Regions from separate parts of the Homo sapiens genome. Here region 1 is linked to region 2. The links are chromatin loops, found by intact Hi-C in ENCODE. Cell type or tissue: chondrocyte. All regions are shown on one strand. Links, peaks and the distances in the headings refer to the core of each region. The heading gives the core; the rest is flanking DNA. Region 1 overlaps EXOC2 (exocyst complex component 2). Region 2 overlaps EXOC2 (exocyst complex component 2).

The links. Peaks named below come from ENCODE experiments on the same cell type or tissue, not always from the same donor. Only the 100,000 strongest peaks of a DNase experiment are listed, where the experiment ranks them.
Region 1: a loop joins it to region 2, with 2.5 times the contacts of the local background. A loop is called at or near these places in 12 of 110 quality-filtered maps.

Annotation. Positions count from the first base shown.
Region 1 is chr6:618,735-634,508 of GRCh38, forward strand. EXOC2 (exocyst complex component 2) reads right to left here. Exons shown (of 28, transcript NM_018303.6): 3 at 14,207-14,383; 4 at 11,101-11,227; 5 at 696-809. Among named protein-coding and RNA genes, the nearest start is that of HUS1B, 30 kb to the right of the region's middle. In chondrocyte, for the core only: CTCF peaks have their summits at 6,331 (motif pointing right) and 6,541; no DNase peak of the experiment used is centred there.
Region 2 is chr6:674,622-690,395 of GRCh38, forward strand. The region is part of intron 1 of EXOC2 (exocyst complex component 2); the gene reads right to left. Among named protein-coding and RNA genes, the nearest start is that of EXOC2, 11 kb to the right of the region's middle. RefSeq lists enhancers at 9,330-9,409, 10,169-10,248. In chondrocyte, for the core only: CTCF peaks have their summits at 12,124 and 12,323; a DNase peak (open chromatin) is centred at 9,474.

The DNA of each region.
Region 1 (15,774 bases), core at 3,202-11,201, 57 kb before region 2:
TTCTAGTAATGCTTTTCACCCTAATAAATGAATGAAACATTTATATTAAGGTATATTTTAACACACTAATTTATCAATAATTTAAGTTTTAAGCAATAAACCATTGATTTATCCAAACATTTTTTGCTGAATATAATTATTTTAAATCAATCTTGCAAATAAGCTACAAACTTGCTCTTGTACAGAGTAAAATGTAATTAGAAGACAGAAGGGAACCTTCAAATTGGATATATGACCTTGTCTACTTTTTTGCTAATTTTAAGCCAGGTCCTTACATGATGATAAACCAACTCATCTTCCTTTGCCCTATGGTCAGAGAAGGCAGTGTGTTCCATGTTTTACCCCAGAACTTAAAATTTTTATGTTATTTGAGTAGGGAGAGATCACATTCATACATGTCAGTTTAAGTCCCCAGCTAAGGCTCCATAAATTTTTAATAACCTGCATCAATAATGAAATATATTGAACATAAAATGACAGTAGGAAATGAGAGACCTCTAAAGAATCATCCCATTGCACAAACAGGGAAACAGACACCCTGAGATGTTCACGGGTAAACGCAAAGTCAAAGAGCTCGCAGACCTAAAACCATGTAACTGTATGCAGAGCCAGACCTAAAACTCGAGTTACCGTGTAATTCCATCTTTAGCATCTGAGTGAAACCCTTCACAGTTGACAGTCCCATATCCACTAACCTGGTGTTTGAGTGATTCTCTATAAGATACCAGGCTGCTGAGAAATTCTCACTTGTAAAATCAGCACTCATTCCATGGAATAGCATTTCTAAGTCCTTCTGCGAAAATTTACTTCTGAGGGGAAAAAACGTTTAAAATATATTTCAATGGTTATTATGACAAAAATGGAAAAGGTATCACTAAGTATCCAGTATAACACATATGAATACTAACCATTACAACAATACATATTAATCATACATTACCCAGAACATGTTTGTATATATGTACAAAATATATTTCCCACATCATGGCTGATTTTTCTATCACTTAAACTTTGATTTTATATAGAAAAGATAGGAAACTAGTTGAAATACAGAAATTACATCAATAAAAGAATATAAGGTTTAAAGAGGATTAAGACATCTGGCTGAGTTGACAGTTTTATTAAACCTATCAAAATATGACATCAATCCCCATTCAATGTATAAAAATCAAAATTTGAATACAGTGAAATTCTAAAATATTAAATCACTTTGTTAAAATGATTTTTGTTAAAACCTAGATGAAAGTTGTTTTAAGACATACTAAGAAATCATCAAAGTACTAATAAAACCACATCTAATCACAAAGCACTCACATTTGCGTCCATGTCTAGAATGACTTTAAGAAAAGCTTGTGATAACAACAGGGTATATACATAATCTGCTGCTCCCTCATCTTGCCTACATGTTTAAGACTGACTTCTGGATCAATTCATTTATATATTCGTTCGACTATTAATCAAGTATCGACAATAGATCAGGTTCCATGCTGGGATGCCAGATGTACCCACCGAGGCTCACAACGTGGCAGCCTTTGCTGGCGCCCCCTGCCCCATTTGCAGGATGAAATCCAAGCATGTCTATGAACTGAATCTGCTTGTCCCTCAGGGCTCATTTCTGCCACTCTAGGCATGAAACCTGACGCTTCGGCAGCCTCAAAGGGACTATACTGTCTCGCATGTTGGTCTCCACCATCTTGGGGTTTACTTTGTTCGTCTGATTTGCCGCCCCCTCTAAGATGTGTCCCCTACCCCAAAACACTGGACAAGCCCAACTCATAAGGTATAAACCAGACACAGATCATTTGATAGGGTAGTATCTCTTTAACAGTTACGCAGTGGGGAAAACACTCCTACCCCAAAAGAATTTTAATGTGGGTAGGTCCGATGACTTTGGTATTCTCTGGGAGAGTCTTGCTGTCTCCTCATTACAAACACAGCCTCAATTCAGAAATTAGGCAGCTTAGTTCGTGATCCACACTCCAACTTCACCCAAAGGTAACATTTTTTTCTTCCCTCTTCCCAGCCAAGGTCAATAGTTAATAGGCTGCTTACTCGTTTGGGGGAAAAATGGCAGCTCTCTCGTAGAGGTTAAGGGTGGGATGGACAGAGAGACAAGAATGGAATGTCCTTCGGGGCCTGTGCCTGGTACTGCCATAGGTGGTCTGTGCTCTCTGCCTGCCAGGTATTCGAACCTACTTGAGTCTTGGGGGCATTTTCACGGGTTCCCTAAAGGGCTCTGGAGGACTCCTCCAGCCATGACTCATGGATGCATCTGCTTCCTATTGCCACTCCTCAGCCTCCAGTGGTCTCAGTCTTACCGCAGACACTCCCTGCTGGAGCCCCTCCACGTTCAGGTGACCAGTGCCCATAGGCACAACTTCCAATGGCCTGGAGCCCACTCTCTCTAGCAAGGTGCTTGCACACCTGGACATGGAGAACACCCCTAAAATGCAGCCACCTCTACTGTCCATGCAGGCTCTGTGTCTCACAGCTGCAGGGAACACTGTCACCTGGAGGTCCCACTCACCAGGCCTCAGTGAAGACGGTCACATGCTCTGCATCCTCCCACTTCATGGCCTACCCCAGCTCTCCCCACAGATATCTCTGCACAAACCCTCCTTGCCTCTCTACACATCCTCTCCCTCTGTGGTCCCTAGAAGAACAGGGAATGTGAGCTGCAAAACCAGATCTCGAGGAGTTCCTCTATCAACCCTGCACAGCGAGACGCCACTCACTCCAAAGTCTAATGCCTACTGCGTGAGCATCTCAGCCAGGACAGGGCGTCCCATTCACATTCGGTAACACTGTCCTTCTTCACTATGTTCCTTTTTTGACTGGGTGGGGGATGCCTTGCTTAGAATGATGATAACAGAAAAGAAGACAGATGAGATTTTGGGAGGTGGCACCACTTCCACCGAGACTGAGTCGATCGTGCATCTTTTCTCACTAGCTTCACGAGTTAAAAGATTTATAGTCTGAATCCTCCCGATACATGCATGTGGCATTCATTACTTGCTGGTCCTTTTCACCGGTCAGCAGTCTCTGGGAGGGAGGTGGAGAACTTTGAGTTTTTAGAAGTTTATTTTGGTTTGGATTCTTCATGCTGGTTCTCATACTTTACTTAGTAAGAAAATCCTTTCACCTTTGGAAGTTTTTCTCACTTTATTTATCTGCACCCCATGCCTCCAAGTTAGAGCTTTGGGGGAATATAGAGACTGAGTGGAGGCTTAGGCTAAGCTGTGACATGCTGAACCCCGGCTAAGTGACCCAGAAGTGCCTCCTTCTGCAGTCCTGCTCTAACCGGCAGGCAGCATCTGCCTGGAGCACTGTGTGAGGGATCACGGGCTTTGTCTCAACTCAGCTAGAAAGAATGACATGACCAATTAGTAAGGCGTGTCATCGCGGGCAGAAGTCATGGTGGCTGCAGACCATGTTTCTGTCGACCTTCCTTCTAGACACGGCCATTCAATGTGGTGTCTCACACTTCACTTGGTCAGAGAGTTAAATGGTCTGAACAGAATCAAAATGCGCTACTGGTATCAACTAAGTTCCTACTAACAACAGTCTTCACACCTGATTTAAGTACAAGACATCCTCATCCAGCAGGGATCAAGTCCAAGTAACCTAAGGACACAGCTGAGAAAAAAGAAACGAAAGAAGGCTGAGAAGTCAAACAGCTTCTGTGCCCCTCCCCCACGCCCATGGTGCTGCGCTGTGCCTCGGTGTTTCTCTGCCCATAATCGAACAGGGAATGAACGGCAGTTGCTAGCGTTAAGAGCTGATGATGTGAAGAAAGGATCTGTGACACAATGGTAGCAAGTAACGCAAGAAAGTATAAAATGCAGACACAAAACTCAAAAATACAGCAGCTGCATGCCCTGGAGAAACGGCTAAGAACACACAGTCCCCATGGGTCTGGCAGCTACGTCATACTCCACGTGTTTAGCCAAAATAAAAAATGTTTTAAAAAACAGAATGTACACAGCACATACAGAAAAGGCTCTGTCCTAAACAGTTACAATGCTTAAATTGGTGGTACTGATGGTACTGAACAATGTAAACCAGCAGCTCAGAGCTTTCCATTCTGTACTCCATTTTTAAAATTCCCCTGATACTTAAACTCTGGTAACATCTCACTTACAATGCATTACTAAATTGTTATTTTTACAAATCTAAACTGCTCTCAGTTATATCATAACATAAAGGCCTGATGTCTAGTGGAGGGCTCCAGGAGAGGGACTGTTAAGATTTTAAGAAACTCTCCTACCCCCAGGAGTCCCTCCCTCCCTCATCCTCAGAAGGAGCAGGGATGGGTCTAGCCAGTCCCTAGCAGTGGGGCCCCTGGCCAGAAAGCAGTGGGTCTGGTGAGGTCCCCACTGGCCCTGCACTCCCAGCTCTTCAGCCATGAACATCCCGTGCACCACAGGCCGCTGGGAGGACACGGGTGGCAGAGCCTGAGACTTGGCTTCTGCATTGGAGTGAGCAGGGAGGCCCAAGCCCCTGGAGCTGGATTCTGAGATTCGAGCCCCACCCACCCGCCAGCACCCCTACCCGGATGCGTCGTTCCTTCAGGCCCCTGAACTGGGCCAGGTACAATTTGAAAAGCACTACATCTCTTGGTCAAAATACCACCTCCCCTAAGACGGAGCTGATTATTCTGAGAGTTCTTACTGAAGACATTAAAACTCTTTCACTGATCTTAATTGGAAGACATGTATTGAGACTTATAGCAGAAATCAGCCTTACAAGAACAAGACAGACATTATTTTCAAGATGGTGAAATTCTAACACAGATGTCAAATAATCTTCCCCAAATCACACCATTAAGGCCAGGACTAACCTTGCCCGGACACACAGAGCCTGTTTCTAGTGGACACTGTTGGCTATGACCCACCAATCACCCTGGACCCTCTCTGCTGAAACACAGCCCCCCAATTGCCCCTTAACTGGGGAGAGATCAACCACCATAAGCCAACCGCGCTTGTCATATTCCCCCTGCTCTTGATTGGATAAACTTGTTTTTGAACAGTGATGTCGGAGGAAGGTCTGTTGGAGCACATCTGGGAAAGGTCTCCATACTTTCAAGAAGGGAAACCAAGAAGAGACACCATCTTTCTGCCTGAGAACATCATTATGTCCAGTTTCAACCACAATTGCTAAGGAAATGTGTTTTATGCTAAGGGCAACAGAACAGCCAGCAAACCCAGGCTCCTCACATCTTGGTGACATGACTGACTCAACCAACCTTTGGAGTCTGCCATCAATGAATATTGTATATTATGAAAAAGTAGATTTTATTTTTGTTTAAATCAATCTTAATTGCAGGTGAAGGCATCCTGATTCCATATTCTATTGCAAAATATATGCCTAAATATACTGATCTTTTATGCAAACACCTCAAAAATGTGAAATAAATGAGTTAGAAAAAACAAAAAATGAATACCAATGCCAGAGTCCATGAAGCTCCATGGGTAACACAGCTGCAAAAGTACAGGTGGCTCATCTCAGTATTCCCAACGGGAAGCAGCAGTAATAAGCAGTGGCTAAGAGCACAGGCTCTGGGTTCAATCTCGATGTTTGCTCAATCCACCTGTATAATCTCGAGAAGTTATTCCATTATGAATGGATCACCATACCTTCCTCTTAGGAATGTTTTGAAGATCAGAGTAGATAATGCTTGTGGAAGCCTAGCAGTTTCTGACACATGATAAATGCTCAAAAATGTTATTTGCTATTATTTTTATTATTTATACTTATTTATATCTTACAGACTAATTTCCTAAGTATTATTTGATTCCCATGACAATAACTGAGTTAAATATTTCCATGTTCCAGATGAGGAAATGGCCTCTGAGAGGTTATATGTAAACAGTCGAGATTTGAACCTGGTACTTCTACTGTCAAACAGAGAACCAGAGGGTTTTAGGTGGGAAATACGATCACAACTACAAATCCGTAAAGATGACAATGCAGGAGAGTGCGAAAGGGGAGCTGCTTTCAAATGAAGAGAATTGCTAATGCCCTTAATAACAGTAACAGGAAAGGAAGAGGTAGTATATCAACACAGCTAATGAAGCACGGAGTAAAAACTCTTACGTTTGTTCAGAATAACTGGATTTCGGATTCTACATTTCCAAGTGAAGTCCCGGCTCAGACACATCAGAAAAAGCAACATACGCTCTGAGTACTTCAAACCAAGCCTGCATTTTAAATCCACTAGCACAGAGTTAGGACTGAAAGTGACAGAGACCCTACTGTGTAAACTCACGAAATGTTTTCATCGAGGAATCGAAACACACAGTTTCAGTCACGGACAATTCCTGCCACCCTGAACAGATATGTTTTCCATTAGATGGCAGTGTAAGGTCAGATTTAAACCTTCTAAAAAACAGCTAGCCCCAAGCCAGGAGAAGACACAGGCCTGTGGACTGAGCGAAGAGACACAAACAGGCACGTTCTTCACACTTCAGCACTTGCTTTCCAGTATGAGGACTCTCTGCAGCAATGACCCATGCAGCATGCAAATCAATGGGCCTCCTTCTGAGACAGCCCCAGCCACCCCACACACAGTGAGGCCTGGCTGCAGCGGTGTTATTCCGCGCTTGCGGCAAAGAGAACACACTTTCTTGATTTGGCGGATGGAAGACGGAGGGGGGAGGCCAACAGTGAAAGTGGGCATTGCTAGTTCTTTGTGTGCATGCTACACATATCTCTCGTAGCTTTCAATTTTTACCAACATTGTTTACACTCTGTTGTATTACGTATTATAAGTTTGTTTCCGTTCTTTTTTTTTTTTTTTTTTTTTTGTCTGACCCAGTTTCTGGACTTGAAGGCGTTCTCATTGCCCATCTATTTTTACACAAGTTCTAAAGGTAAAGTCACCTAAGGCTCTTTTCTTCTGCACTCATATTAAGAATTAATTTGCCGTCAGTTTTCCTCTTTTAAAATACAGTCTTCTAAATGTGGTGGGAAAATTGAAATTGGTCTTTTCTTTCTGTTTGAAGCCAGGCCGATTCGAAGAAAATCAGGTTTGCATCGCCCATAACACCCATGTAGAAATAAAACAGACACTAGTGGTGCAACAACTGACTCTTCTAGACAGCCATTCCCAGGTAATAAGTCACAAAAACAGTTGAGATCATATAAAAACAGTACAAAGCTCCTGATTTCTGCCCCTGCGCCCATATACAGACCGTCTCCTACACATTACCCATAAATACCCTCTTGTTAGGCAATTGAGTATTGATTTCAAGAAACAAAGCCTAGCAAAGGTTCTTACTTAACATGAACCTGTTTTTACCTTCCTTTTTGGTTTAAATAGTTTGTCAGCATTACAACTGAAGTCATGCAAAGACCACATATATTTGTGACAACTGCCATCGTAAAGCAGAAATATAGACTTTTTACAAGCAAATCCTAGTCTCAATTCAAAGTGAAGTTATTTTTTCTGAGCAATTAGTAACATTTTTATAAGTATCATGACACTCTGTGTGCAAAAACATCAGTTAAAAATTTAGGAATATGAAGGGTCTTAACAGTCAAAGACAGCCAACAAATGCCACGTTGTTAAACTTGCAGGCTGAAAGAAAAAAGCATGCAGCCTGGGTCCACCGGTAAAATATTTATTAAACTCTGACTCACCCCAAAGAGCCACAAGGCAACCGTACTGTGTTACTCTCACTGGCTTTGCCATCTTCAGCTGAACCGGACACCACACGCAGGGCCCCTCACGTTCCCAGTGTGCACGCTAGACCGTCAGCTGTCGAGAATTTATCACCACAAACTGACTTCTCTCCTGAAGGCTGCCTCCCCACTGCAATCTGATAACTCACTAGGACCACAGCACTCACAAATTCTTCAAACCTTTTTTTTTTTGAGACAGACTCTCACTCTGTCACCCAGGTTGAAGTGCAGTGACCCGACCTCTGCTCACTGCAACTTCCACCTCCTGAGTTCAAGTGATTCTCCTGCCTCAGCCTCCCAAGTAGCTGAGATTACATGCGCCTGCCACCACGCCCAGCTAATTTTTTGTATTTTTAGTAGAGACGGGGTTTCACCACGTTGGCCAGGCTGGTCTCAAACTCCTGACCTCAAGTGATCCGCCCGCCTCGGCCTCTCAAAGTGCTGGGATTACAGGCGTGAGCCACCACGCCCGGCCGCAAACTTTTTTAAGTATGTTTCCACAAACAAATAATACTAAAACCCTATTATTCCTTCAATACTGACATTTTCAAAAAGTAGGTGCTCTCTAGGTTTTTAATTATTTTTTTAAAAGCCCCAAATGACATTAATAAACAGAACTAAAAGACAGTAGGGATCCTGACCTGAGTACAATACCATCCTCTACCAAAGCCTTCATCTGAAAAATAGTAAGTAAATCAGCAAAATAAAACCCACATCAACATTCTACAGTCTGCCTTTCCTTCCTTTTATCTTTCTCTAAAACAAGATTTATCTAACAGAGGTCAAAGAATTCAGTAAGATAAACACAGCTTTCTTGACAGTATCCAAAAAAAAAAAAAAAAAAAAAGAAGCCTGGAAAAGCATTTTTCTGGCCAAAAGCATTATCTTCTCTTGGTTTCTACACCTATTCTTACTTTCATCTTTCATTTTCTTGCTTCCTGGAATCTCTACATCTAGCCTCTCTTTCTTTTGAAAGTCTTTTGCCAAACACTTTCAGACGGACAGAAGGATGACTGGATGTCTGTTCACGGCCTAAAGGGCCCTCCCCGTGTTCCCTGATGCTACAGGATCCGCGCCTTTCTCTGATCATTGGCTATTCTGAGTCTCTATTAGAAAGACAGAGCTGGCTTGTGGAGGGCTAATGGCGATGCCAGGGATTCCTGTCCACAGAAATGCACATCAGGTGAGGATACCACTGGCTCCTCCGAGACGGAGTGACGGTCTTGCATCTTTCGGCATTTCTCATTGCGTATGTCTCCCCTCTGGACTTTCCTTTGGGCTGGATTTAACATCTTATTGGTTCTTTCCTTAATTATGAGTTAAATAAAAGCTCTGACATCTATTTATTTTATATTTGTATAAGAATCATGATTTTCCCTTTTTCAAAAATTATCCTTTAATATTTTACTTTATCCCATGGCTGAGCAAATATTTCTGAAACTTAAGTAACAATCTGTACAGTAACATCAAAATCTGTTAATTTTATTCCCACTGAAGTACTTATTGGATAAATGTACATAATGTTATTTTAAAATTTTAAAACACTTTAGTACCCTGGAATCTTAAGTCATTAAACAAAAACTTTTCCTATGTGGCAGAACAATGAATAGTATATATCCAAGAAGAGCAAAGAATCCTGTAAGGATGAACACTTGTGAGGCACTTGCTATGCTCCAAGTTGTTTACCTCCTCACTTCCTGATTCCTCGCATCGACCCTAAGGAACAGGTACTGCATTGTACACCTGAGGAAACTGAGGCAAAAGGAATCTAAGTAACTTACTCAATGTCATATTGCTAGTAAGTGGCACAGCCCAAGTTCAAATTGAGAGAGTTTTGCCCCACACAAAATCAAACTACCTCTCAGAGAAGAAAAGAACATTTTAAGAAAGCTAAGTACTTTCAGTGCCATTATTCTTCACTGCCATTACCAATCTCATCAAATAATTAACCTGACACTTATTAGGAACACTGCTGTTAGACGCAGTTCAGGCCAAACCACACTGTGGGCAGCAGCAACAGGAATAATAAAGAGATTCAAAGGCTGAGAAGGTGTGGGGAGGTAGAGAGAACAGGGGTGGGGGTAAACACCAAAACAGAAGTTGAAGAAATCACGTTTATGATAGTAAACGTCTGAATGAACCCTAACTGATAATTTTGTCCAAGTCTCATACTAAATATATTTTGTATATCTCCATATTCCTTTTGCCCATGTATAAAACTGGCTCTTGGTTATGAAGAGCAGCTCAGAGGGCCTCCTGCTCCACACTTCTCAGGCAGGTTGGAAAGAGACTGGCTTTCCAGAGCCTTGAAGCACCCATAAGGGGCTTACTATCAACTGCAAGTCTATTCATGCTTAAAACTGTGCTCAAATAAATACCCAACTGTTACCATTATTTTCTAAACCTTCTCAATCTTTGAACTCTTAATTTTGGAGGCACTGGAATCCTTAAACGGCTCTAGAATGACCCATACTGCAAAAATGTTTCAAAGATGTTACCTAGAACAGTCAAAGCTCACGTGAAGCTGCTAAGCCCCAGACTTTTTCAACACGTGCTACTTTCCCAAGACAAACATGCTACTTCCCCTCAGCCAGGGGCAAACCCCAGCAGGTGAAAATGAAACTAATGATCTTCAAGAGTAGGCTTGAAGATTATATATAGAGAGATTATTGGAGAATTTTCCCCATTCCTAGAAAACCCTAAACTAAAACCATGGTTAAAGTATTAACAGTGCTAATTTGTCACTTTTGGTAAGAGTTTACAGAGCAATACTCAGTATACAATTCCATAAGCAGAAGCACTAAGGCCAGAAGATAAATTAGCTGCGATTAACACATTAGGTGAATTGTTTAAGTAGAAAGGCACTAATTATAAAAGTTACTAAAACACTGTACTAGGAATTCAGAAAAAAACTCTAGATTCAGTTATAAGGCATCTTGAAAGATATCATTTACCTGGCAGAATTCTGATGATTAAAGTTAAATAAGTCTGGATTAAGCAAGAATGAGTAGACATTATAGACAAAATTAAAGACCAGATTAGACCTGGCTATTCTAAAATACTTCTAGAAAAATCAAAAAAACAGATTATGTATGCTATTTTGACTTCAGGTGCCATCTACCTATTTAAACTTAACCATCTCTAGACAACATACTAAAGACTTTTCTTTTTCACAAAATGCAAAATCAAAAAACTGAAGAGGTAAAAGTAGTTTTAGCCACAAGTTTTAACTAACTGCAAAGTTTACTTGCAGCATAGCTAACAAGGCTTCATAAATAACACCCATCTCCAAACAACTGAGGTGTCTTCAACTGTGTTTCCTGGGATGTTTCTGGAGTTTGAGTCCCTTTCCTGTAAGTATATAAAACTTTTCAGGAACTGAAAAATAAAGAAGACTGAAAGCAAGATGGTACTCACTTTTCAATCTCAATGCCAAGCGGGTTAGCAGGACGTAAGGACAAGGGCGGAATTCCTTTGTTCCTGTCAGTGCGCATATCATAATAATTCATTTCATCAACCCACACAGCAGACTGATCCAAAATGCCTACAGAAATGAGGAGCATATGCTTAATAAGATGAAGCCTACCCCAGGCACCTTCTACGTCTGGCCTATTGTCTGACTTCTTAAAGACCTAATACAAAATGCCTGTTGGATAATCTTTAAGAGATTTGAGGACATAACAGCTAAATTTTTAAAAAATGACTAGTAGTTTAATTATAAGCACTAAAAAAATTTATAAAAAGGCAAAAATTACACCTCTCAGCTTATGGTTTCATTGTACATTACTCAACAGAGAAGACAAATTAAGCTGCTTAGACAAAGTTTTGCAATAACAAACATATTTTACAAATAATAAACACTACAATTAAACATTGTTAAATGTAGCTGATTAAATCTGCACAAAAAATTCAGAAAGTCAGTAAGATGAAATAATATGACCTATAATATCTGTTTATTCAAGAGAATATTCTGAAATCATGTAAACTCTTGGAAAATGTCTGGGAAATATCCAAGCACAAAACATTCGAGTAAAATGTTAGCTCAGTGGAAAGCTTCTGGTTTATGATAAATGCCGAAAAACCATTATGCATATATGATTTTATATTTAATACTGTGAGTTTCTGCTTCTGGGTTCCATAAGCTACCTAAGGACATTTCACTACAAATGAAAACCAAATGTTTTTTAAATGGTTCTTGAAAGCTCTCAAGAAATATCTTTTATTTTCTTTTCCTCTACAAACTCTGGCATGTTTTCATGAATAGTTATGCAAAAATAATATGCTACTTGCTATTTCTCATTCTTTTTGCTGTTATCAGTGCTGGAAATGTCCTAGATGGTAGAAACAGCAGGGATTTTTTTCCGTATTAGGCTGAAATCAATTTGGTAAATTCAATAAAATATCTAACGATTAAATCAAACACCTTTCAAGGAACGCATGGCTTGTATAATGGAAATAACCAGGTTATTCAGGGAAAACTGACTGGGTGTGGACCCTGTGAACAAGACAACATAAGCTCTAAAAACAGCATCTTCCTTTATGGGACTGAACTCCGTTATCATTCAACCTAGCACAGGGCTTACCAGCTAGGCCTCCAAGGCCCTGGGCTGCAACAGAAAAAGAGCCAAGTGCCAGGGAGCACAGACAAAGCGTGCCTGCCTCCCCAGGCGAGGATCAGAAGGCTTCATGGGAGAAGGCTGTCTGAATACCAGGCAACCTGTAGCTGCAAGGCCCTCTATGAACCCACTCATTCTCTCAGCACTCGTGGTTCTGCCAGCATGCAACAGGGGCTTCTGCTCAAGTCCAGGCACTCTTGAGTTCAGTTCAAGAAAGCTTTACTGGCCGGGTGCAGTAGCTCACACCTGTAATCCCAGCACTTTGGGAGGCCGAGGTGGGCGAATCACAAGGTCCGGAGTTCGAGACCAGCCTGACCAACATGGTGAAACCCCATCTCTACTAAAAATACAAAAATTAGCTGGGCATGGTGGCACGCACCTGTAATCCCGGCTACTGCAGAGGCTGAGGCAGGAGAATTGCTTGAACCTGGGAGGCGGAGGTTGCAGTAAGCCAAGATTGAGATCGCGCCATTGCACTCCAGCATGGGCGACAGAGCAAGACTCTGTCTCAAAACAAAAAGAAAAAAAAAAAGAAACCTTTACTAAGCCTACTATGTGCTAGGTCCTGGAATGAGTATTCCAGAATAATAAAATTACCACTTTTGCCTAAGTTTTCTTTATCTGCTATATAAATAGATCATAAGATATTAGATTTTTATCAAAATGTTTAAGTCCCTCTAGAAAACTGTACAACAAGTTCCTGCTTTAGTTTCAGTTTAGTTTTTGAAGACACTAAATAAAAAGAGTAAACAAAAATAGAAATGTTATATATGTATATATGTACACATGCACGTACATGTACATATATAAAGTCCACTCTGAATTTTCCCTGAAATTCCTTGAATTTTTATTTATAAAAATAATCTAGGAATTTGTGGAGAACAATGCTGCAGAAAGCCTCTATGCTCTAAGATTAAAAAAACAATTTGCAAAATTATTTATTTTCTTTATAAAGAGAAGTACTGGCTGGGTTTAATTACGCCTCTGATATTCCTACATTATACAAATATTTATCAAATGCTGACCAGGTGCAAGACATTACAGGACCACAAAGATGAATCTGACATTACTCTTATTCTAAAAAGGGAAAGAGACATGCACAGAAATAGCTACAAGAAAGATCATCAGAAATTATTAATTTGCTGGGTAAGGGACTATGCTAAGCACTTTACATTTATGTTCTAACTCACCCAATCCTATGAGGTAGCCAATATATTCCACTTTTGCTCATGGATAAAGAAGGTATTAAAGTTACATACTCAGTCATGGTAAGAGAGTCCAGGTTAGAATTCAAAGAGCATGACTTCTCAGACCAAGTTCCTAACGCTGCTAACGTAAGGCAGCAAGTTCCTAACACTGCTAACGGAAGGCAGCAAGTGGTCAGCGCATAAAGAAGGAAAACAAAGTGCTATGTGGTTCAAAGAAGAGTGAGTATTACTAACAGGGGCGTTAAAAGCAGCCAAGCTAGGAAATGTATCATCTGGGCCTTGAAGGATGGATAAAATGAAGGAAAAGGGAATATTATTTAGATATATTATTACTAATTTGGCCAAATCAGGATTTTTCACCTCAAACCTTGTTTAAGAGTTTAAAGCAATGTCATTATATTCAAGATCAAGGAACCAAAACTGGTATATCAAGTGAACGAACAGATTTTAAGAACTGAGAAGAGTAGTTCTCATACGACCGTCATCCTTAGGCTTCACTGACTGTTACCTCAGCACACTGCCTTCCCGAAAGTAACACAAATATTAACCAACATCCCAATCCTGTCAAAATAAACATAAACTAAATCTAAGTTGAGATATGCAAGTAGGTAGGTTTTACACGAATCTACCAGCTTTACAGCTTAAAAGACAAACTCATTTTTACTTTCTTCTTTAGAATAAACCCATGAAAGACTTTACCTATTTTCTCAGGTTTGAGTAGCTTGAAAGAGACTGTTGAGGTTCCTCTGCCACCTGACTTAGTGGTGACAATAATGTCTCCTTTGTCATTTTTGGCTTGTCCCACTCGACATACTATTTTACTTGCAGACATCCATTCTGCCGTCAGGAGGCAATTATGTCCACAAATGGTCAAGCCTGAAAATAAACGCATGTGCATAACAAAATTCAAAGACAAGAACAATAAGACCTTAATCGTGTAGATTACATTTTTTAAATCTAGTCTTGTTCAATAATGACATTATTGAATATACCCAATATTATTTGCAGATATACTGTTATCTCTATTGACTTTTCCTCTTACCTGTTTTTTTCTCCAATATTTAAGACTTCTTTTAGGCTACATTTGAGTTTCTTCAAACATCCGTAGAATTAGAAAACGAACACCACAACAACTATGTTGCAGGAATTCCAGATTACTTAGATTACGAGAATCTTAAAATGCTTTCAGAGGTAATAAAAGGGAAACTACTGCTATTATTTGAAGTCTCAGTTATTAACATAGAATTTTAAAGTGTATTAATAAACGTATGTATCATTTTCTAAAAACATTCTACATTCACCCATCTTCCTGAGACAAATCTTCACGTGCTTTTTCTAGTGTTCACTTATACATGGCATTACAGAATGAACTAAAGTAGGTTTTTTATTTAAGCATAACCAAGAGTCAGGTAATCTAGTGAAGTGTGCTCAGGCATTACTGGATTACCATCTCACTTTTACATCGGTGTGTCAGCTGCTGGCATAGTAGTTCCTCCTGCCCTAGTGCTTTCCTAATGAAACTGTCACTACACTACATTCTGCTCTTACAGTAAACCTACACTCCCAGAAGGTCAACTCATGATGTCACCTCCCTCATACCATGTAAAACAAAATTTAGGTAATAACCAAACAGAGAGGCACTGAAAGATGCAGTGAGTAAGGCACACACCTCAGGGGGAATACCAGCATGGCACCACACTGGTCAGCTAGCCTTCCAACTTACTTCCTTTAGATTTTCCATTTCCACAAAACAGAGACCAATGTAATTAATATTTATGGAGAAAAGAAACCAGAATGTATGTGGCACAGACACAGACACTTGACGTTTTCTTTTTTTTTTTTGAGACAGGGTCTTGCTCTGTTGCCCAGGCTGGAATGCAGTGGCGTGATCTTGGCTCAATGCAACCTCCATCTCCCACGCTCAAGCAATTCTCCAGCCTCAGCCTCCCAAGCAGCTGGGACTACCGGTGAGCACCACCACGCTCGGCTAGTTTTTTTGTTGTTGTTTTGTTTTTGTATTTTTTTTAGAGACACAGTTTCGTCATGCTGGTCAGGCTGGTCTCGAACTCCTGGCCTCAAGTGATCCACCTGCCTTGGCCTCCCAAAGTGCTAGGATTACAGGTGTGAGCCACCATGCCCGGCAGACACTTCACACTTTTTCTCATTATTTAACTTTCTATAATGTTCAGCACTAAGGTTTAGCAATGGCAATGTTTTCTTTCGGCTTTTTTTCAGATACCAGAAATATATCACCTAATGCCAAATCT
Region 2 (15,774 bases), core at 4,649-12,648:
AATAAGAAACACTACTGTACTGATCTTTTCTCCTCTCTGCTACTAAATCCTAAAGCTGTGGTACAAAAAGTCCTGGCCCTTGTATTAACCATGTTTGTTTGTTTGTTTGTTTGTTTGTTTGTTGTCAGTGCTTTATGATGCTTTGACATTTTGGAGCCTGTGGACCAGGGAAGGGACTGCCCCTCTGAGAACTGGCTAATTCCTAGAGGTCACAAACTACTTGCCTGGTCTGAATACCCTTCAATTAGGCTCCTCCAATCAGGGACACTGCCCCCAGCCCTACATACCCCAGGTGCCAGCCAACTAGGGACCACTCCTACAGCCCAGAGCCCTCCAAAAAATTATTCAGATGATCCAATCCTAAACTTGCTCAGCTTGCCTACCCTGCCTAGCCATTCCTTCCCGGGAAAACCATAACAAAGGGTCTGGCCCATGCTTTCCCTGGCTCCCTCTGCCTCCTGACCTACCCCCAGTGCTTCCTGTGTGGTGCGGCTTGCCCACCCTCTTGGAACTGTGAGTAACACAATTTTCAACAACAATCTTATCCTGCTTGTTGATAATAAAACCTACATTTTAAAAGTCTTCCCTTTTCAACCTTTCTGAGCCACTGTGACTCAATACTAATTCTCGCTCTTCACCAAAAAAGAGACTCTCAGGCTGGGGGTGGAGGAAAGAAAGCAAAAAACATTTAGAAATTCTCAACTCCTTTAAGTACTTTAGGGGGAACTGGCCATGGTAATAGCATTGTTTTTTGCTTTTCTTTTTCATTTATTCAAATGATCAAGGAAGGTCAGTGATAGTGCGCAGACATGCAGGAGTACATGAAGAGACGTGTTCTCCATTCTAAAAGAAATGGGCGCCCCATCAACCCATTGCTTTAAACCTCTTCAACATTACAGAAAGGACAGGTTCCTCTGGAGACTCTGAGGTTCCCCATACTCTTCAACATTACGGAAAGGACAGCCTCCTCTGGCAACTGCGGTTCCCCATACTCTTCAGCATTACAGAAAGGACAGGTTCCTCTGGCGACTGCAGTTCCCCATACTCTTCAACATTACGGAAAGGACAGGTTCCTCTGGAGACTGCGGTTCCCCATACTCTTCAACATTACGGAAAGGACAGTTTCCTCTGGAGACTGCGGTTTCCCATACTCTTCAACATTACAGAAAGGATAGGTTCCTCTGGAGACTCTGAGGTTCCCCATACTCTTCAACATTACGGAAAGGACAGCTTTCTCTGGAGACTGCGGTTCCCCATACTCTTCAACATTACGGAAAGGACAGTTTCCTCTGGAGACTGCGGTTTCCCATACTCTTCAACATTACAGAAAGGACAGGTTCCTCTGGAGACTCTGAGGTTCCCCATACTCTTCAACATTACGGAAAGGACAGCCTCCTCTGGCAACTGCGGTTCCCCATACTCTTCAGCATTACAGAAAGGACAGGTTCCTCTGGCGACTGCGGTTCCCCATACTCTTCAACATTACGGAAAGGACAGGTTCCTCTGGAGACTCTGAGGTTCCCCATACTCTTCAACATTACGGAAAGGACAGGTTCCTCTGGAGACTGCGGTTCCCCATACTCTTCAACATTACGGAAAGGACAGGTTCCTCTGGAGACTGCGGTTCCCCATACTCTTCAACATTACGGAAAGGACAGGTTCCTCTGGAGACTCTGCGGTTCCCCATACTCTTCAACATTACGGAAAGGACAGGTTCCTCTGGTGACTCTGCGGTTCCCCATACTCTTCAACATTACGGAAAGGACAGGTTCCTCTGGTGACTCTGCGGTTCCCCATACTCTTCAACATTACGGAAAGGACAGGTTCCTCTGGTGACTCTGCGGTTCCCCATACTCTTCAACATTACGGAAAGGACAGGTTCCTCTGGTGACTCTGCGGTTCCCCATACTCTTCAACATTACGGAAAGGACAGGTTCCTCTGGAGACTCTGCGGTTCCCCATACTCTTCAACATTACGGAAAGGACAGGTTCCTCTGGTGACTCTGCGGTTCCCCATACTCTTCAACATTACGGAAAGGATAGGTTCCTCTGGTGACTCTGCGGTTCCCCATACTCTTCAACATTACGGAAAGGACAGGTTCCTCTGGAGACTGTGGTTTCCCATACTCTTCAGCATTACGGAAAGGACAGGTTCCTCGGGAGACTCTGCGGTTCCCCATACTCTTCAACATTACGGAAAGGACAGGTTCCTCTGGTGACTCTGCGGTTCCCCATACTCTTCAACATTACGGAAAGGACAGGTTCCTCTGGAGACTGCGGTTCCCCATACTCTTCAACATTACAGAAAGGACAGGTTCCTCTGAAGACTCTGCGGTTCCCCATACTCTTCAACATTACGGAAAGGACAGCTTTCTCTGGAGACTGCGGTTCCCCATACTCTTCAACATTACGGAAAGGACAGCTTTCTCTGGAGACTCTGCGGTTCCCCATACTCTTCAACATTACGGAAAGGACAGCTTTCTCTGGAGACTGCGGTTTCCCATACTCTTCAACATTACGGAAAGGACAGCTTTCTCTGGAGACTGCGGTTCCCCATACTCTTCAGCATTACGGAAAGGACAGGTTCCTCTGGAGACTCTGCGGTTCCCCATACTCTTCAACATTACGGAAAGGACAGGTTCCCCTGGCGACTCTGTGGTTTCCCATATTACACTTTATAGGGATTTTGACCCCTTCATTAGTGGGTTGAAGTTTTTGTGTTTAGTGCACAGTTAGCATTTGAGGTGGTATATGTAGGAATAAACATGGCTCTTGCCTTTATTTAAAATATTTTTCAATATAAAATCAGAAACAATACCAATTACATTAGGACACAACTAGCCATCAATCAACAGATAATATATCTTAGATATTAAGCAAACATTGATGACTTATTTTATCCAGGTACTTAATTTTTTTTTGAGATGGAGTCTGCCTCCTGGGTTCAAGCGATTCTCCTGCCTCAGCCTCCTGAGTAGCTGGGATAACAGGCGTGCACCACCATGCCTGACTAATTTTTGTATTTTTAGTAGAGATGGGGTTTCACCATGTTGGTCGGGCTGGTCTAAAATTCCTGACCTTGTGATCCGCTTGCCTCGGCCTCCCAAAGTGCTGGGATTACAGGCATGAGCCACTGCGCCCAGCCTTATCCAAGTACTTTTCTATGTTCTTGCCATGCAATAACTTTTAATCCTCAGAACTCTCCTATGAGGATGGCTCATTAAATACTTTGTCCAATACTCCACAACCAATAACTATCACAGCAGGAATCACACCTAGGCAGTTTGCATCAGGGGCTGTGCTTATAATCTCTCACACACACACACACACACACACACACACACTCTTCACGTTGTCACTCACATATGAAAAGGGTCCCCCAAAAGAACTGTTTTCCCCAAAGTGCCTCCCTCCCTGACCAGTTCTTCAGTGTGACCGTGAGCACGCAATGAGAGATGCTAACTGGCACGAAGGACATGACCAACAGTTTTTAATCAGTGCAAAGTGGATTGACCAATATGGGGTAAAGAACACTGGTGTCATTAACAGCACACTTTTGCCAGACAAATCAACTTGTTCAGCCATGGAGAGGGAGAAAAGACACTTAACCAAGAGTCAGAAGGCAGAAATTCAAATCCTAACTATATGATTTATTCAGGTCCCTTTAATTTCTATCAGTTTTCTCATCTTAAAATAGGAATAATAACTAATGTCACAGGAATCCTGTAAGGATTAAATGGAATCATGTGTACCAAAGATCTCTGCAAACTTTAAAGGCCAAAATAAAAGTAACCTAGTATTGCTACCATTCATGCATCAAAAACCAACTGTAAGTGAATTCGTGGGCCAGGTGCGTCATTAGCTGCGCTGACACGCCAGAGACTGGGTGAGCAACCTTCTAGGAGAATGGTCCTCAATTGTTTTAGGATAGAAAGTATTTTAATTAGAAAAAATAGAGAAACATTCTAAGATTTGTGCTGCATAACTTAAGAAAGATGAAAGCAGCAGGCAGAGAGGGCTGACACAATATAGTAACAGTACACAATCGTGATTACCTCCCAGAACCAGGGCATGGGGCTCCAGGGCAACAGGGGGAAGTGCTTCTTTAAAGCCACAGCACTGCACTACATAACACGGTGGGAAAATTCCAAACACTGATGATGGGCCGTAGTCAGGACAGCCAAAGATTAAGCTGAATTTTATTCTAAACAAACTACTGCTTTATTTTCTTGCCTCTTAATTTTTAGCATATTAACTCCAATCCCAGAAATGTTTCAGTTACACTCCAAAAGCATAATGTTCTTGCTTACATAACTTCAAACATCTATAGAGTTAAAGAATTCCTGGTGATGTAAAAAGTCAAATATACATATAATTTTAATTATATGTATATTAAAAAAACTAGAAGAACATAAAGTAAGTGTATATTACAGCTGTTGGGGTGGAAGGACAACATTTGGACTTGACAGAAAAATCACAACGGTGAACACACTAAGTTCCTAGCCATAAAGAAATATACATCTTCTATAAGTTAATAAATAAAAGATAAGAAATTTGAAAGCCAAACAGGAAGTCTGCAAATATATTCAAAATGTCAAAATACAAATAACTTTATTATATAAACAGCTCACAAAAATCAATCCAGAAAACACCAAGAGCTTCAAAAAAAAATTGAGAAGGTATAAGCTTACAGTTCACAAGAGAGGAGATGCAACCAACCAACGAACATAAAGACAAAACCCAACCTCAGAGAAACATCAACTAAAAGAGGTTCCACCGCTGGCCTATTAACAACACAAGATATTTAAGATGATCTCGAAGGCTCATAGTTGTCGGCTGAATCTGTACACAGCTCCCACGGATCGCTGGCAGCAGCACAACTGTTCCAATACTCTGAAAAATAATTCGGCCACGTGTCAAAGCCTTAGACATGCTTCCACAGTTTGACTCAAAATGTATTCTTGAAAAGTGAACAATGACTAAAATAATTCAAACCATGGGGATTGCTATTAGGCATGAAGATTCCCATAACTGCAAAAATGTATTACAGCAAGACGGGGAAAAAACGGAAACATCCACCAAAACATCCAGTAAAATGTAAAGGTTCAGTCAAGGAAACTATGCAGCCAGTGAAACATTATGAAAAACATGCGAAACCAAGAGAATACTTACAACAAATTAGCGAAATAGAAAGACATACGAATAAATAAATAGGCAGATAGGTATGAACAGACAGATGTACAGAAAAAGTTCCTAGAAGGAAGTATTCTAAAATGCCAAATGGTTTATTAACAAGGGTAGGATTATCAGAGATTCAATAGCTTGTCAAAAATCACAGCTATTAAGTGAAAGAGGTGGGATTCAAAACCAGACCCTTGCTCTATGCTATACTCCGGATGACTATTTTTTTTTTTATTTATTATGGAAATCTTAAACATACATAAGAGAGACTAGCATAAGGAACCTCCAAGTTCCCATCACCCAGCTTCAACATTCTGTGTCTTGTTTTAGCTGCCTCTCCCCTTCAACATACTTTCATGTTGTTTGTTGAGGGAGCTCTTTAAAGCATTGTATCATTTCATCCATAAATGACTTAGTTTGTACCTCTACAAATGACATTGCACCCAGCCCCAGGTCAATTTTTTCATATGGTCTAAAAGTTATTTTGCAGTTGATGTGTTAGAATCAGGACCCAATCAATGTTTCCATTTAAAAAAGAAGAACAAAAGCTACCTTTATACAAACAAGGGCCTATGCTTATATGAATACAGAGAAAGGGCTAGAAGGATGCACACCAGGGGTCAATTATCCTGAGAATGAGATTGGAGAAGGGTGGAGGGGCCAGGGAAATTGTGCCTTTAAATATTTTTACATTGCCTTCCCTGTGGCAATAAGCATGTATATACATGTTTTAGAAACGTAGGTAGGCCTTAGACCACACAGAATAGCCCACTTCCAGAGCCCTGCAGGGCAGCTGCTGGCTGGAGATCCAGGCAGCAGAGGGTCTCCTTAAGAACGCTGACCACATGAGGCTTCCTCTTGGCAGCTCTGAGTTATATGCATTTTTTTGGGCTGGGGGTGGTGCTCATTTCTCCTGTAAATTAACTATCTTAAGAAAGTGATTATAACAAATGATAGTATCCTTTACATTAAAGAAAAAGGGATGAAAAAAAGTTACTGTGCCAAGCTCTCTGCCAGCAATCTTCAGTGGGCTTGCCTGGGCTTGTCATCATATTCTTTCTTCACTCTAGTGTCTAGTCCAGTGCCAGACACTCAGTGAAACGGTGGCCGGGCTGACCAGATCTGGGGATGCACGGGCTCTTCTTTCATCTCCTCAACAACAGCAGCAGAGACCTCAAAAGGCTGTGTGAAATTCCTGCCATAAGAAGCTATAAGATGCGGCTTCTGAGAGGGGTGTCAGCTAGATTTGTTTCACAGGACAGATGCCATTCCTTGATTCTGTACTGTGTGCCATGCACTGTCTTTTAAACCAATAAATCTGGTCACAAGAGCAACTGCCAAAACCACTATAAAACCTGAGTGCCCTAATTACATCCTAAAAGGTCACAATCAACCTGTGACAGCTCCTCCTGATCTTCAATACAATTCATGCTAAGGAAAACAATCAGATAAATCCAAATTAACCAAACATCTAAGCAGAACAACTCCTTTTCTATCGGTCACCTCTGGGTGACAAGAGGTCCAGTTCAAATCTGACCTTTAACTGAAAGGTCCAAGAGGTGAAAAGTTTGATATTCTATTACTGCTTCCACACAGAATTACACGAAAACCAGAAATTCTAATTTGTAGGTGCAGATCTTTAATGCTGTGTCTCCTTTCTCCCCCCACCAAAGAAGTATTTTAAATGTTTAAACCAAAATGAGTTTTGCCCCTAATAAATTTTAAAATATTACTAAGATATTTATAATGAAAGTTACCAGAGAAACTTGTTTTTCAACTATCCTTTAGTCCTATAAAAACTAGGCCAAAACTCATTTAAGCTTGATTTTTCCATTTAAAAAATCCAGCCATAAAAGAGAATGGGATAGTACTGAGAATATATAAAACAATTCTAACTTTTCAGTTCTAATGAAAAGTGCAAATAAAGGTAGTAATCTTTTTCTTAAAGATAACCTTGTTTTCACAGAAATGCACTTGGAAATAGGGTTTTTAAAGTGCTGTCAAGGTACTGTGGTTCTACAGATACTTTGCTTCTCTGCCCTTGCAAGAGAATCAACTGCTCTGGAGGATAATTCCCCCTTTAGTTACCAGAGAGCAAAACCCTGGTCCTTTTCCTGCTCACTGCTAACTCCTGGAGGATTTTGCCCAGTAAAAGCTAAGGTAGAAATGGAGGGAATCTGTTCAGTCAGGATTTATTCATTTAGAGTTCTACATCGAATTTTAAACAACCAATTAGCACCGGCATTGGTGAAACTCCAGAAGGGCTGGGAACAGGAACCTGCATGACACAGCACTGCAGAAAAGTGCTGGTGACTAACAGCCAGTCACACATAGGGCACTTCTATCCAACACAAGCCTTGACCATTCCGCAGTTCCTATTAAATATTTCCCAGTTTCTTTTTTTTTTTTTTTTTTGAGACGGAGTCTCGCTCTGTCACCCATGCTGGAGTGCAGTGGCAGGATCTGGGGTCACTGCAAGCTCTGCCTTCCGGGTTCATGCCATTCTCCTGCCTCAGCCTCCCGAATAGCTGGGACTACAGGCAACCACTACCACGCCCGGCTAATTTTTTTGTATTTTTAGTAGAGACAGGGTTTCTCTGTGTTAGCCAGGATGGTCTAGATCTCCTGACCTCGTGATCTGCCCGCCTTGGCCTCTCAAAGTGCTGGGATTACAGGTGTGAGCCACCGCGCCCGGCCCCGAGTTTCTAAAATACAAGTTCATTTCCACACATGATTACTTAACTATAACCATCATTTATCAGTATTTTTTCCTCTCTCTCTCTCTCCAAAGAATTTTCACTTCCTAGGTAAAAGTCATACAGTAATGACTAACAATATTATGCATATATTATGTCATAATTGACATAAAAGGCCACATATATGATTCCACTTATATGAAAGTTCAGAATAAGTAAATCCATGGATGCAGAAAGTGGGAAAGGATTGATAATGGATTCAGGGTTTTCTCCGGGTGTGATGAAACTGTTCTGGACTTAGATAATGGTGATGGTTGTACAACTTTGTGAATAACTGTGCTTCAGAATTCCTCTGAGCATTAGTTTAACATCATTAGCACCATAAACACAGAACCCCAAAAAACTGAACACAAAAAGAAATACAGGATGGTATCATTTTTTAAAAAGTGCCCAACATGACTAAATTCCTGAAGTCTGATTCCAGATCAGTTGAGGCAAAGGTACACCAGGGCGAGGAGTGAAAAGGTACCAGGAGGGTAGGAGAAAGCTTTACCCTCGCAGTGATGGAAACAGAGCTCAGGTACTGAAACCCAGGGTGAAGAGTAGCAAATAAAGCAGCAGAACAACTCCAAGCTAAACAGACTGACCTTGCGGGAAGATGTGAGTGGCCTAGACTTTCTAATCCTTGACAAACATCAACACCACCAACTCCATTCCAGCAAGACTGCCAGGAAGACATGAAAATAAAGAAGCTAAACAATGCAAAATCCCAAGTGATATCAAGAGTCTACATATGTTTATTCAAATAACAAAATACTTGACCATCTCAACAATAATGTTCAGGAATGAGAGAGGAACAAAATCAAGAAAATATTACTAAGCTATTCATAATGAAAGGATTGGATAAAAAGATATTCTCCTAAATTTATACTACTACATAAAAACAAAGTTTCATTTGTCTCGACTTGTCAAATCTTTAGGATGAAATAAACCAATATCACCGCTGACAAATATAATAACTATGGTAAACAGGCATGCCAAAATCAATGCAGAGTTTCAGAAAAGGTCAAGAAACCAACCGTCAGCTTAAATTGGTTAATTTCATTAAAACTGTTAAACATGACAGGATGTCGCTAACTCCCAGGTTCTTTTATATGAGCAAAGTTGGATTAATTTGACCCAAATTTTGTATAATAGCTTTTCCAATTTCCAAAAATACATCAACTTTGTCACTGATCTTACAAATTCTGCTTTCCTTCTCTAGCTCTATCTCAAAAGAAGCTTCTCGAAGGCCATAAATCTTGACATAGTGAAAGCAAAATAATCACAGCACTCAACAGTGCCGTTAACATTTCTGAGCCGTGAGGGATTAAGCAGGCAGATGCTATGGAAAGTGCCTGTCAGGAAAGGACAGCCCAGAGTTCAGAACGCACCGCAGCTGCGAAGGATTGAAGCTGCTAGCTATGGAATCAAGCTCAGGAGAAACTCTGGGCACAATTCCGGCATCCGAAATAAATTAAAGTAAACAGTGTTGCTCTCTCTCTCATCCACCCTGTTAGCAGCCTCTCGGCTGAGCGGGAGACCACACACTCGGACCACACAGCGCCAGCTGAACTCCCTCGCACGCAACATCTACAAGCTGTCACTCTGCAGCAGCCCAGAGAGGGAGAAGGATGAGGTTAGGGAGGGGGAGACAGGACCGCAGGAAGAGGGGGAGGGGAGACAGGAGAGTCTTCCCTATGTGCAGCTGGAGAGAGTGATGTGTGGTTTAGAGAAGGGGGAGGGGTGGAATCCATAAACCTCCCTGAGAAAACAAGCTGGTCATGGCCTTGTGTAGTCTTGACCTGTACTCCCCCATACCAATTTAGTAGCTGATGAAGGATTAACAAAGCATCCATTTAACATCAATTAACCTCCTATCCATCACAGGTCAAAAGAGAAAATTACTATTACAAAAGCATTTCACTAAAATCAAGACAAAAGGCCACATTTTCTTACAATTTATACTGTACACTTAAGTAAATACATTTTCCTTATAGATATACTATATTAATTTTAAACCATCTGCCTCTTTTCCTTTAATGAAGCATACAGGGATGGATTTAAAGTGTTTTCTGCAACAGAAGTCAGAAAATTTTAATTCTATAATTTTCCCATATTTAATTTCTCAAATTAAAACTGTGGCACAATTTTAATTTTCCAAAATATTTACTACTAGAAAAAAAGACAGTAAGTTGTCATTTTTCACAGAACTTCAGACTAAAAATACACAGAAAAAGTTAGCAGTAATAATATAAAGAAAAAAATCAGAAATGAAACCACAACTGAAAGTAGTTTTAGAATCATAAAAGCAGTACTTTTTACTATTTAGTAATGAAGAGTTTCGCTGATTTCAACAGCAGACAAGAAATCTGAACAAAATGAGTGATCACGGTCTCACCTTGTCATGCTCCCAGATGTTCTTCTCAGCTAGAGAAGGCCAGGAACCAGAAAAATACAGAAGTTCTGACTCACTGAAGACTAGGATAACCTCTACTCAACAGGCCACGGAAGGCCTCATGATGTGAAAACACTATTTCGCTAACAGATCAGACTATAGAAAGGTGATTTTCCCCACAATCATTTGAAAACACACACACACACACACACACACAACCCTCCCAAACGTCCACCCTTCCCCATATATGCCTCAACCTGGCAGCACTGGCATCACCAGGGAACAAATCAAGCAGAATCTCAGTAGCCTTAGCTGTCCAGAACCACTTTGGGTCCAGAGGACCCCAGAAGAATCCTGTTGCAGAGCTGCCTAGTGAGTTTCAACAGTAAAATTAGGCTCAGCCAACTCTCAGGGCACCATAAAATATAATCAAAGTAGAGAATTCACCAAATCTTTCTAGAGTCAGGCCCAACCTAACCTAAGACAGACTTGTCCCTGCTGGGCTGGGTTGGGCTGGACCCAAAGGGATTGCCCAGAGATATTGGGGAAAGGGTTCGGGAAAATGGTGATTTTCTTCCCCAGTTCTCTATAAACACAGACTCCACACTTCCTGAGTGAGATCAAGTGCAAGTTACATTAGCACTGCCACAAATTCTACCATATAACAGCACACAGTGGGACAAGTCTCAGAGACAGGGTCATGAACTCTGTAATCCAGTTTTCCAAATTAATCCTCTTGCTCCTCCTGCTCCATCCCCAAATCATAGTTAACAAAAATACAAGCATGCACAGATCTGAAAGAACTCATAGGGGCCAAATTGTATAGAGTTACGGCCTGATAAGGGCAGAAGACTCGCTGGGTCTCAGAAGGGCCATTTGCAGAAGGGGAGGACTGAACAGGTAAGAAGTAATGTATCCTGCTTTCCTGGACCTCTTTTTTTTTTTTTTTTTTTTTTTTGAGACGGAGTCTTGCTCTGTCGCCAGGTTGGACTGAACAGGTAAGAAGTAATGTATTAATGTATCCTGCTTTCCTGGACCTCTTTTTTTTTTTTTTGAGACGGAGTTTTACTCTGTCACTAGGCTGAAGTGCAGTGGGGCTCACTGCAACCTCCGACTCCTTGGTTCAAGCGATTCTCCTGCCTCAGCCTCCCAAGTAGCTGGGATTACAGGCATGCGCCACCATGCCCAGCTAATTTTTTTGTATTTTTAGTAGAGACGGGGTTTCATCATATTGGCCAGGATGGTCTCAAACTCCTGACCTCATGATTCGCCCTCCTCGGCCTCCCAAAGTGCTGGGATTACAGGTGTGAGCCGCCGCGCCCGGCCTCCTGGACCTCTTTTTATACTTCTTTTCCTTCTCTACCTCTACAAACAAAAAAATACATGAACTACTATCTATGGTTTCAAATGAAAGCATATTTGTTTATATTTTAATTCTTTTGGGAAAATAATCCAATAATTTAAACCATATAACTGATAAATGACACTTGATTTTTATTTATTTATTTTAGGAATGGGAATAAAGGCCTTCCCTCCCTCTACAATGTTTGGAGGTGAGAGATTAAGGGGACGAGAATGTGCATGAGATGACTAGGAAGGAATACTGGAAGCCAGACAAGTATATAGGGAATGCCTGACAACTTAGCTCTCAGAGCCCCCATAAAAGAGATCTGTTATATATATACCGGATTACTCAGCTGTTCTCATAAAACAAGCACTGGATTCTATCTTAATTGGAAAAGTTACTTAGAGGTCTGCTTTATTCCCCCAGGAACCATAAAGCCCTCTGCCTTAGCATGCCATGTCTCCTCCTAGAGGACAAGGACTGTCACTATGTTGCACAGGGAAAGGCTGCAGGTCTAAAGGTGACTGGACTTCCAACCGATGCCACTGGACATTGATGACATGTCAAAAATGAACCAGGCCAGTGCAAATTCATCCCCCTCCATCCACCCCCAACAAATAAATGAAGACAAAAACTTCAAAGAAGATACACTACTTAATAGGAAAACAAAAGAGTTTCATACAAGAGCACAGCATTATTTATTCACAAATCTATTGCCAGTAGTACCCAATGCCCTACTACTCTTATTAGATCTATATGCATAGATAAAAACAGTAAGTCTTAGTATTTTAGGAAGTATAGTTTTTCAGAAAAAAAGATGTCAGGGTTTTATTTTCCCAGAAAGACAGATCACCTGAACAAGATTGAAGAAGTCATTATCAAATAATATTCTTTTTTTTTTTTTTTTTTTTTTTGAGACAGGGTCTCACTCAGTCACCCAGGCTGCTGGAGTGCAGTGGTGCAATCATAGCTCACTGCAGCCTCAGGTGATCCAGGCTCAAGTGATCCTCCCACTTCAGCCTCCTGAGTAACTGGGACCACAGACATGTACCACCACACTCGGCTAACTTTTTTCTAATTTTTGTAGAAAAGGGGCCTCATTATGTTGCCCAGGCTGGTCTCAAACTCCTGGGCTCAAGCTATCCTTCCACCTCGGCCTCTCAAAGTGCTGGGATTACAGGCACTGAGCCACTGAACTTATCCTCAAATAATATTTATTTGTATCTTTACCTAGTCCGTCAAGATGATTTGCGATACAATGACTAGTCACCCAGATCCTCAAAAGATGACAGTATTGGACTCCTATACCCCAGAAAAACAGAAAAACTAGGGCTGTGAAAAGGAAACATCCTTGGATTTATTCAGTCAAATAAATGTTTATTATACACTTGCTATGTCCCAGGCATTACCCTGAAGAAATGACAGGAACAAGATTTTGTGACCAGAAGCTCAAGAATGACTTTGGCCTTCAGGAGAGTGATCGTAGCTGAAACCAGACAGCACTGGGATGGGTGAGAAGTTGGCTACAAACAACTATTTTAAGAAATGTGGCAGGAAAGTGAAAAAGAGAGGAATTTTAAAAGGGCAATGTGAAATCAAGGGAGGATTCTAGTTTTTTCTGTTTTACTTTATTCTTGTCTGTCTCTAAGCATGTATAAAGGCCAACAGAAGGAAGGCTTTAGTAAGACATGAACACCTGAGTGAAGTCCTCACAAAGGCGGGGTAGATGGGATCCACAGCCCAGGTAGGAGATTGGTCTTAGCATAAATACAACCTCTTCCACTGTGACTGGGGAGGAGGAACAGTTTTTGGCAGGAAGCCCCTGCGATTCTCCACTTACATCTCTTTCATTTATGATGTAGGTGGCAAGACCGCTTGCTAAGAGTGTGTGTAAATGATGTGAAAGGATGAAAGGTTCGAAAAGCGTGAAAATGCTGAAAAGTACATTCTGCAGAGATAAGAAGCGGGTACTGATGAGGAAAATTCTGGAAGATTCCTTGATGGCCCAGCTGAGCTGGTGACCATGGATTTATAGGGGCACAGATCTGGATACTGTGATTTTCCCCAGCTGGCCCCAGCAACTCAGGTCAAGCATTACAGGAGGCAGAGAGTTGAGACTGCCCAAGGCTGAGAAGCTGCCAGGCAGATGCTACAGAACAACAACGATACAACTGAGCACACTGGCATGACAGTGACTGAAGATCACAGAAGCGCCTGATAGATGCAGTGGGGGTGAGTGAGACTGAGAAAGTTGAGGGACTATAAGCAAACAGTGGGAGGCCTGCACTTTGGATTTCAGAAGTGGACCAGTTCCAACACTGAGGCAGTTCGGTGTTACTCTTCCAGCCCCCAGCACTACTTCTCTGGCAACAGTCGGATCCTCCTCCAGACAGCCCTACTTTCTCCTTCTGTCCTTTCTGGTTACTGTTAGCTTCCCTTTGCTCCTCACCACTCCTTGTATATTCCCTAATCCCCTCTGCACCTTTCTTCATTTGAGCTATCTGGCATGACTTCTGATTCCTGCTGAGACATACATCATTATCATTCACATGGGGTTTTCATTAAAATTAAACTAAAGCCAAACATGGCCTTTTGTCTCGTTTTGTCTTTTGCTAAAATTATAATACAATGAAAGTTAAATCATATGCCCTCCAAAATCACAAACCTTTAAAATGAGAAAAGGCCTTTAAAAATTCATCCATGCTTACAAATGAAACGAAGGGGCAGCCTTGTGCAAAGTGGCACTGTTAGCAAGCAGTAAAGGGAAAAAAGCCTTCAACGCTGCACTTGTCACTGAGTGCTTAAGATGTGCCGGGCACTAGTCTTGAAGCTCTCTGGATCCACCCTGAGCAGCTCACCTTCTCCTAAGCTGAAATCCAGTCTTCCCCAGTCCTGTGTCCAGTGTTCGTTCCATTATTGGCACCAAGATTTACTGTGGAAAATATTACATAGAAAAACTGATAAACCCAAAAACAAAAATAAAGCAAACTGGATGATGTATTTTTAATCTGAAATGCTACCAAGGGAATTAAGGTAAAGGATGTTCAGGAAGCTTTTGAGCTGGCCTAATAAAACTTTCCAGGAAAAACAAACAACAAAAAAGAACTGTCTAACAAATCAGTTCCAAACTCTTCTGCCTGTCAGTCAAGGCACTCCACCCATAATCCAAAATGCACTCACTTACCAGCCCCTGGGCCTTTGCTCCTGGTATGCAGCCCAGGTGTTCACACGCCTTCCTTCATCAAGCTCTTATCATCAAAGCTTCCCAATTACTCTAGCCCCAACGGATCCTTCCTACCTCTGAGCTTCTGCTGGACTTACACTCAATACTACAGAGTTTAGTTCTTAGCTATTCTTTAATTGAGAGGGCAAAAATACCCCTTATGAATCCAGGCTAATATTATTTGATTTTTAATATATGTGTCAGGCATACAGTAAGACTGGAAGATACAAAAATAATTAAAACTAATCCCGATCCAGAATGAGCTTAGTCTTTTACTGGTGTATGTAAACACCATTAATAATATTGTCCCTAACACAACACAAGTGCTATAAGACAAGTGCTAGGTGGTTATAGGATTCACTGAGTTGGAAAATTTCAAGGCAGGAAGGATTTCAGAGATAATCTAACTGCATGTATTCTCTGAATACACAAAAAAGGAAACAGTCCAAAGCATCTAAGCAACTCAGCCAGTACTATGAAGCAGACCAGATTAGACCAAGGACCAGTGTATAGTTGCTTTGACGCCTAAGCCAAAAATACCTTTTGACTCTGTGATTTTCAAATTGAGATCAGCCAGGCACAGTGGGTCACACCTATAGTCCCAGCACTGGGAAGCTGAGGCCAGCGCATCACTTGCATTCAGGAGTTCAAGACCAGCCTGGGCAACGTAGGAAGACCTCACCTCCACAAATAATTTTTAAAATGAGCCGAACCCGGTGGCACGCACCTATAGTCCCAGCTACTTGGGAGGCTGAGGTAGAAGGATTTCTGGAATCATGGCGCTCAAGGCTGCAGTGTGTTGTGACTGTGCCACTGCACTCTAGCCTGGGTGACAGAACAAGACCCCCTTTCAATCAATAAACAAACTGAGATTGAAGGATGCCGATGCGTG